Regions from separate parts of the Homo sapiens genome. Here region 1 is linked to region 2. The links are chromatin loops, found by intact Hi-C in ENCODE. Cell type or tissue: right lobe of liver. All regions are shown on one strand. Region 1 has its middle 32 kb from the start of CT47C1. Region 2 overlaps DOCK11 (dedicator of cytokinesis 11).

Region 1 (4,000 bases), 400 kb before region 2:
GAGGCTGTCAAGGCCACACCTTATTGTCAACATTTAAGTGACTCTACTCTTTGCATTTGGAACACATGGGGGTGCTTCAGGGGTGCCCACATGATAGTTCTTTGATGACTGTGTCTAGAACAATTAAAATATCCGCACAGATCTTGCCTTTGGTTTTGTGTGTGTGTGCCATTACTGAAGCTTTGTTTCTGGGGGAAAAAAGTTTCCTCTGGAGGCTGGAAGCCTTTCTATTTCCTATGACTACAATCTGAGATTGAAAAGTTATGTGGTGAATTGGTCTTCACTGATTTGGGGGGGATATTAAAAGCACTCACTGCCCTGAAATTAGATCTCTGTATCTGTCATGGAAAGACTTAGTAACATTTCATAGAAGCTCACTTCCAGAGTTTCCTTTCTTTTGAGGGAAAAACAAAAAAAACAAATTAAACATAAAGAAATTTGTTAGAAAACATCTTGACTAGGCCAGGCACAGTGGCTCACGCCTGTAATCCCAGCACTTTGGGAGGCCGAGGCGGGTGGATCATGAGGTCAGGAGTTCAAGACCAGTCTGATCAATATGGTGAAACCCCATCTCTACTAAAAATACAAAAATTAGCCAGGCATGGTGGTATGCGCTGGTAGTCCCAGCTACTCCAGAGACTGAGGCAGGAGAATCGCTTCAACCTGGGAGGCAGAGGTTGGAGTGAGCCAAGATTGTGCCACTGCACTCCACCCTTGGCGATAGAGCGAGACTCTGTCTAAAAAAAGAATATATTGATTAATGTGCTGTTTCCAGAGAACGAACCTCGCAAAATAGCCTTCAATTTGAGAGCTGGTCAGTTCCATTGAGAGCTGAGTATGATGTTAGGGCATCCAAGGGATGCCTAAAAGGTCAAGTGTGCAGAAGAACCCAGGGAGCACCCAAGTGGTCAAAGGTCAAGTTATACTGACAGTGATGAACAATGACATCATCTTCTATATGGGCTGCACAAATCATTCCGTTAGTATGAACACAGAGAACCCTGGGATAGACCCTAACAGAAGTCTAACAAGGTAGTTAATAGAAGATAGTCACTACATTCATGGTAGAAGGTAGTTAATGCATTTATACACTCCTTACCAAGCATTAGGGAAGCTCAGAGAGAAGCCCATGTGTTGTTTCATGCCTAGCTTTTTGGGATATGTGGCCTTCGATTGGGTCAACATGTGCTGAGGGTTGATCCTCAGCTTTTAGGATGCAGAAATTAGATTAGATCACTGCCTCCTCTTCCAGGGTGATGAGGTTCTGGGGAGATAATTATCACTAATCAAACTCATAATAAATGGATTTTAAACACACATGGCCAATTTAGTGATTTACAGTGGAGATAACCTTCTATTTACCTCTATATAGCAGTGACTCCAAGATTAGATTTCATCAACTAATTTAACTTCCAAAATGATTTGGGGGAGTAATTTAATAATGATTCACACTCTTCGAGCACTTACTGTGTGACAGGGACTTTGAGACATTTTTTACATGATTTATCTTCTTTAAACTTCACGATAATCCTGTGACATATTATAAAGCACCATTTTATCTCCTCATTGTAGATGAGGAAATTAAACCTCAGACAGAGGATGTAATCTACAGGTGGTAAATGACAAATCTGTATGACTCCGAAGCCATCAAATGTCATAATAATAATAGAAGACACAGCTCCTTCCTCAATCAGCTGGGAAGAGTATGGGAGGGGATGAGGAAGAAGGCCTAGAAGCGGAAAACATAGCTTGTCTCCCACTGCCTATGACTCAGCTGCAGCTGTGACTCATAGAGGACTGAAGGTCACTCAGCAAGCTGGAAATGACCCTGGACTTCAGTATTAGAGCCAACGCATGAGTGCTGTAGCTCTGGTTGTTATCCCCAACTGACCTCTCTCACCACTACTCCCCCAGAGTTACACATTCTTCAGTCCTGCACTCCTACCTTCTCTCAGACAAATGTGATCAAAGGTAACGAATAAGCCACCTGGGTGTGCTGTTTGGGGATTGGGGAGGTCAGAGGTGCGTTCTGAGACAGCAATGATGTTGACAAGAAAGCAATTTTCAGGGTCAAGAAGTTGGGCAGCATCCCAGACTGGTCTTTTGGCATTTGCATGATTGGTGAGAATGGGGACCCTGACCCCTATGATAGGACTGATGTGGATCAGGCGACAGGCTTTCCTCCCACAGGATGCTGAGAAAAGAGAATCCATCTCTCTCTCCTTCAATGTGTGACCCAGGCTGGAAACAATTTTTTTCTAAATCAACCCTCGTGCTCTTCAGCAGATGCAAAAGAAAACAGTTGCCTTGTATGATGCTCTGCAATTCCCACATTAAATGAAACTGGGTTGATTAATCTATTTGCATCCGGTTTGCAGAGGTGTTGCTGAGATAAAAGAGCCTAATGGTGGGTATTCATTTCCAGCAGTCTCTGTATTAAGTACCAGTTTTTTATCTGCCACTTGTAGGCATAATGGGAACTTACAGTGGTTGGAATAGGTTGCAGGATAGGGAAGAATGAGGACTGAAAGGAATGTGTCTCTCGGATAGCTCAGCCTTCCTAATGTTGGCAAACCTTCAGGTTCCCAAGCCTAGGTTTTTTGTAACTGCCAGCATGCCCATCCTGGTCTTCCTGTTTTCTTGTCCACATATCGCTTTACTCCCAAGTCCAGCCGGTTATAGGGGAATAACAATAGGCCTCCCCGCCGACCCTTCTCCCCCATCAAAAAGAGGCCTGCCCACTCTTACCAGATTAGCAGGAGCAGCAGGGATCGTCTAGTCTGGGTAGTGCCAGACTTCTAACTCAAACCTTAAGCTTTCTGTTTTCTCAGGTTTTGTGGGTTTTTTTTCCTTCTTTAATGCATTCCCCCACCGCTTCCCATCCTGAAAACATAGGAACAACATGTTTCTGTTAAGCTTTCTGTTTTCTTAGGTTTTGTTTTTTTCATTCTTTAATGCACTTCCCCACCACTTCCCATCCTGAAAACATAGGCACAACATGCACACGCCTTGTCTCTCACCCCAGGTGAAGGCCCTCCTGATAATAGGGAAGAGTGATGCAGCCTCGGGCCTTTATAAAGACCTACTTGCTTCCTCCTGGGTGAGTGGGCTGTGATCTTCACTTATTCCAATTATATACTCATTGGTCAGCCGATTCCCATAAAGCTCTTCTCTGACCTAGTTGCACCTCTCAACTTAATTATTTCATAGGTTACCAGAGGTGCGGCTGCCAGGTTGCTATAGAAACCTTTGCTCTACTGACCTTTTTTCCCCCAATAAAAAGTTAAATTAAAAAAAAGTTAAATCAACTATTCAATGAAGAATTGGGTATATTTTAAGTATAATGTTTTCTTTCACAGTGGGGAATACTTCGAAGCCTTCTACCTTAGACAAATATAATTTGTCTCCTGGGGTATTTTTGTTTTGTTTCTTATTTTCACATTTCCAATCAAATAATCCTGGCCAGGCATGGTGGCTCACACCTGTAATCCCAGCACTTTGGGAGGCCAAAGCAGGTCGATCACCTGAGGTCAGGAGTTCGAGACAAGCCTGGCCAACATGCTGAAACCCCATCTCTACTAAAAATACAAAAATTAGCTGGGCGTGGCGATGGTCACCTGTAATCCCAGCTACTCAGGAGGCAGGAGAATCGCTTGAACCCCGGAGGCAGAGGTTGCAGTGAGCCGAGATCGCACCATTGCACTCCCACTGGACAACAAGGGTAACACTCTGTCTCAAATAATAATAATCCTATTGAGTTCTCAAAAAGGATAGACAATAACCTGGGAGTTGTACATGCTATTGCTAAAGGACCAAATTTATTGTCATGCCCAGGCTGTACAGGCTTGAAGGGAGTGGGGAAGGGCTGATGCACATGAGAGCTCTGATGAAAGAGTTTGGGCAAGGACAGAGTACAGGTGGCATTGATCTTACCCAGAGGACATTTTCTCAGGTCACTTTAATTCCTTTATGAGATGACAAAGGACACCTGCCAATCTGA
Region 2 (4,000 bases):
TTTGCTTTTCATAGGATAGCTTCCATTTATATAACCCTCTAGCTTCCGCAGTTGGGCAAGATTTCTCTCCTTGCCCTATTTGCCTTGTCAATACTTCAACCTGTCTGAAATACACCTTTGCCAAACTAGTATTTAGGATTCACCGATTTCTGCAGTCAACTCAGCATGTTCATTCCCTAATCATTAAATGACCAAAAGTAACTAAACAAATATTACATATACTATTATATTAAGATGTCAATATTTGCATTGAAGTCTAACAGTAGGAATGAAGAATACTCAATATAAAAATATTATGAGAATAGCAATTCCATGGGAAAAATTTAGTTTCTTTAACACTAAGAAGAAAACATCATGACCTAAAATTGTTCAAAAATCCATGTGTATTTTATCATTTTATAGTCATGTATGATGAAATTGATTATATACATAGCAGAGAGATGCAAACACATGTATGGGAAATCATTTCCCATCATATTGGCAATTTAAACCAGGACTTCTTTTCTTCATACATATTTAAGGGATACAGGTGATATTTTGTTACATGCATATAATGTGTAATGATCAAGGTATTTATGGTATCCATCACCTTCAGTTTTTATTATTTAAACCAGGACTTCTTTAAGGTCAAATGGGTACCACACACACATTTTCACTTACTGTGATTAAGTGTAAATGAACTTTCTAGGCTACTAAGATGCTGAAGCCGGGCCTGCATTACTCCTGATCTGTTTCGAAGAGCAGGCATGGTTTGCGATTTTCGGTCTATTCCGAAGTGTTTTGACAGCCAGGCATCATGCACCCTAAAATAAATTTTAAAGTCAGGAACTGGAGTGCTCTAATAACATATCTCAATGTTATCATCTTTTTAACTAAAAAAAATTAGGTTTCCACATAAACATAGTAGTACACTCAAGGATTAAATGAAGTGTCACTAGAAACTGGATGAAGTTTTAATGTATCTTTAAAATAGCATATATGAATATAATTAAGGAATTTAGAAAGAGCTTCCACTTCCCTCCTTCTTCTCAAAAACATCAGAGATAAGTGGCCAACACTCCAATAAGATTTAATCTTTTCACAGGAGGTGAGGAAGGGCAAGAGTGGGAAGAAGACAGCCAGAGGTTCACTAAGAGTTGAAATGAGAGGGGAAACTCCTAGAGCCAGATGTTCAAGAATGAATGCCAATCTAATCTGTTTCTGAACCTGAGGTAAGTTTGGATTAGAAATTTTTACTCTGTAAGCATGTCCATTGCTAAGATGAACAAACTTTTCTTTGTTTTACTTTAATGTTGTTTCCATTTAAAAAATTACAACTGGGTCATACATGGACTAAGGAAGAAATAGTTTGTTTATCCTCTAGTAAACGTAGTGGGAGAGTTGACAGAATCCTAGAGACTGAGGTTCATGGTAACAATGGCCATACCAGCTCCAACTTATGGGAAAACATGGTTGAAATTGGAACCCTCACCACCCAAACTACCTATCCTTAGGACGTTCCAGAGACTGAACAGTAATCCCCATCCACACAGCCTCTTAAAAATTAAACATTTTTTAAAACTGTTTTTGAGCTCCTTTAATGACTAACTCTACCCCTAAAATACATCTCATTGAAATAAGCAAGTAACCTTCTTCACCTTAGAATCTCTCAAATATTTCCTTAAGTATTTATTTCACTAGGACTTACATGGCAAAAAGAGGAAATAGATAATGTATCATTTATGTCCCAATTGCTGTTGGGGATTTCTATTTGCTTTAGTAACTGAGGTGAGTATTGATAGTTTTCAGACAAAAATACAGACCTTACAGTTGTCCTCACTTTATGATTTCCTGCCTTCCCCTGGATCTAGCCTCTTCTGGATTCCTTTAGAAAAGATAAGCATCTCACAAGGTAGAAACTCTGTATATCACTTTAATCATCACTCCTTGGGAAGCTTGAAAATGTAAAAGTTCCCATTCGTTTAAACTTTCAATTGGGACATGTTAACTAAATCACCGGTATCCCAATGTTAACTCAAAGTATGCAACCTAGGTTTTACATGGCATGACTAAGATTGCCCTCTGTTGGAAGAGAAGGAAAAAGTAGAAATTGCAGTGCTATGGGAATTACCTTGCTATGTTTCTTTTCCCCATATATCTAAAGTGAAACAAGCATACTCTAGAAAGAAAAACAATAGCATGTTAGTAATATATTAACATCCTCTACAGATTAACAAGTGATATTTTAAAAGTCATAAGTTACAAAGAATAGCCTATTTAAATCATATTATAATGATAAGTGTTTTGCTATACAGAAATACATAGATAATTAATTGCGGGCTTGCCATATTCTCTTTCTACATTTATTTGCTACAATTACATCATGTTTTCATATACAATTTTAATGACAGGTTTAAAAAACCTGTCAATGCAAATCACCCTTTATGCTCTGTAACTTATCATAGCAAAGGTCTCCATCAGTCATTTTTTATTTTTGACACAGGACCTCGCTCTGTCACCCATGCTGGAAGGCAGTGGAATGATCATGCGCGGCTCACTGCAGCCTCGACCTCCCAGGCTCAAATTATTCTCTCACCTCTGCCTCCCAAGTACCTGGAACCACAGGTGCACATCACCATGCCCAGCTAATGTTTTATTTTTTGTAGAGATCAGGTCTCACTATGTTGCCCAGGCTGCTCTCAAACTCCTGGGCTCAAGTGATCCTCCTGCCTCAGCTTCCCAAAGTGCTGGGATTACAGGCGTGAGCCACCACGCCTGGCCCGCCAGCATAGTCAATAATATCTCTAAAAGGTTCTTCCACACTAAAAATTGGGGCAATTTCTACATTTTAAATAATAGCATTAAAATACTTTATATTATTAAAAATTTCAAACGCGTACAAAAGTAGGGAGAGTACCATAGTTAACTCCTACATACCCAATCATCCCCCAGATTCAACAATGATTGAACTCATGGCTATTCTTGTTTGACCTCTGCCCTGAATAGGTCCCCTGATATCCCTCCACCCTCCCTACCCCTGTGTTTCTAAAGCAAATCCCCAACATCAGATATTTTCATTAGTAAATATTTCAGTACAATTACAGTAGTTAAAAAAAAATCTTAACTGCTGTTTATTCTTCTGACATTTTCCGTAAAAGTTTGTAAGACTTTAATCCAAGGGTTTTGTATTGATATGCTTTGTTTTTGTAGACATGCACATACAAATCATATACGTGTACTATTTATTTAAAAATTTATTGCATTTCATTCTATCTCTAATTTTTCTTTTAGCTTCCAATAATCATATAAAAATAGCTCAGGATGAAATATAGGACAACTTCCCATGTCCAGACTAGGTTTCCCCCCAAGAGTCTTGGAATACATACATATACACGTGTGTGTGTGTGTGTGTGTGTGTGTGTGTGTGTGTACACACAAATACACAGACACATTTCTGCAGTGGGTAGAATTACTCAGCTCTACATGAAAGTACAAATTCTAAATTCCAATCATTTACACTGCTCCACTAATCCAGCATCTGTTCCAAATGAATGATGCACGACAGATGATACTACTTCTAGTTTTTCAGATCACAGAAAGCCTTTTGCTGGGCTTTAAAGATGGTTTATTATTAGCTAGAGTTTCAGCAGTATACAAAGTATTCCACGTTCACATTTTTCTTCTGTCTGCAGGTAAAGAACCTCTATGTCAGGCTCTATATTATCAAAATAATTTAACATTTTCTACATTATTAGCAAATAAGCTATTAAAAACAGAAAAAATTGTAACAGTTGAATTCTCCCCAAATAAGGGGAAAGTATATGAAGATAAATTAATATAACTTACTCTAAAAGTATAAGAATGTTTATGAGCTCCTGAGGTGATACTTTATTCCAGTAAGTTAAGAGAGTATCTGAAAATGGAATAAATAAAGTGTTAGATCTTGAAATAATTACAGCAAATAGCACAGTGAATCCCCAAGTCCTATGTAGCTTCAAGGACTATCAACTCAAGGTGAATC

Evidence for each region. A loop is a pair of places that touch in the nucleus more often than their neighbours do. Peaks named below come from ENCODE experiments on the same cell type or tissue, not always from the same donor. Only the 100,000 strongest peaks of a DNase experiment are listed, where the experiment ranks them.
Region 1: a loop joins it to region 2, with 5 times the contacts of the local background. A loop is called at or near these places in 1 of 110 quality-filtered maps.

The regions. Positions count from the first base shown.
Region 1 is chrX:119,039,190-119,043,189 of GRCh38, reverse strand. No RefSeq gene overlaps it. Among named protein-coding and RNA genes, the nearest start is that of CT47C1, 32 kb to the left of the region's middle. RefSeq lists an enhancer at 1,361-2,560. In right lobe of liver, no CTCF peak of the experiment used is centred here; a DNase peak (open chromatin) is centred at 1,809; H3K27ac peaks cover 1,712 bases.
Region 2 is chrX:118,636,238-118,640,237 of GRCh38, reverse strand. DOCK11 (dedicator of cytokinesis 11) reads right to left here. Exons shown (of 53, transcript NM_144658.4): 36 at 3,826-3,892; 37 at 2,111-2,158; 38 at 661-803. Among named protein-coding and RNA genes, the nearest start is that of IL13RA1, 89 kb to the left of the region's middle. In right lobe of liver, a CTCF peak has its summit at 2,065 (motif pointing left); no DNase peak of the experiment used is centred here.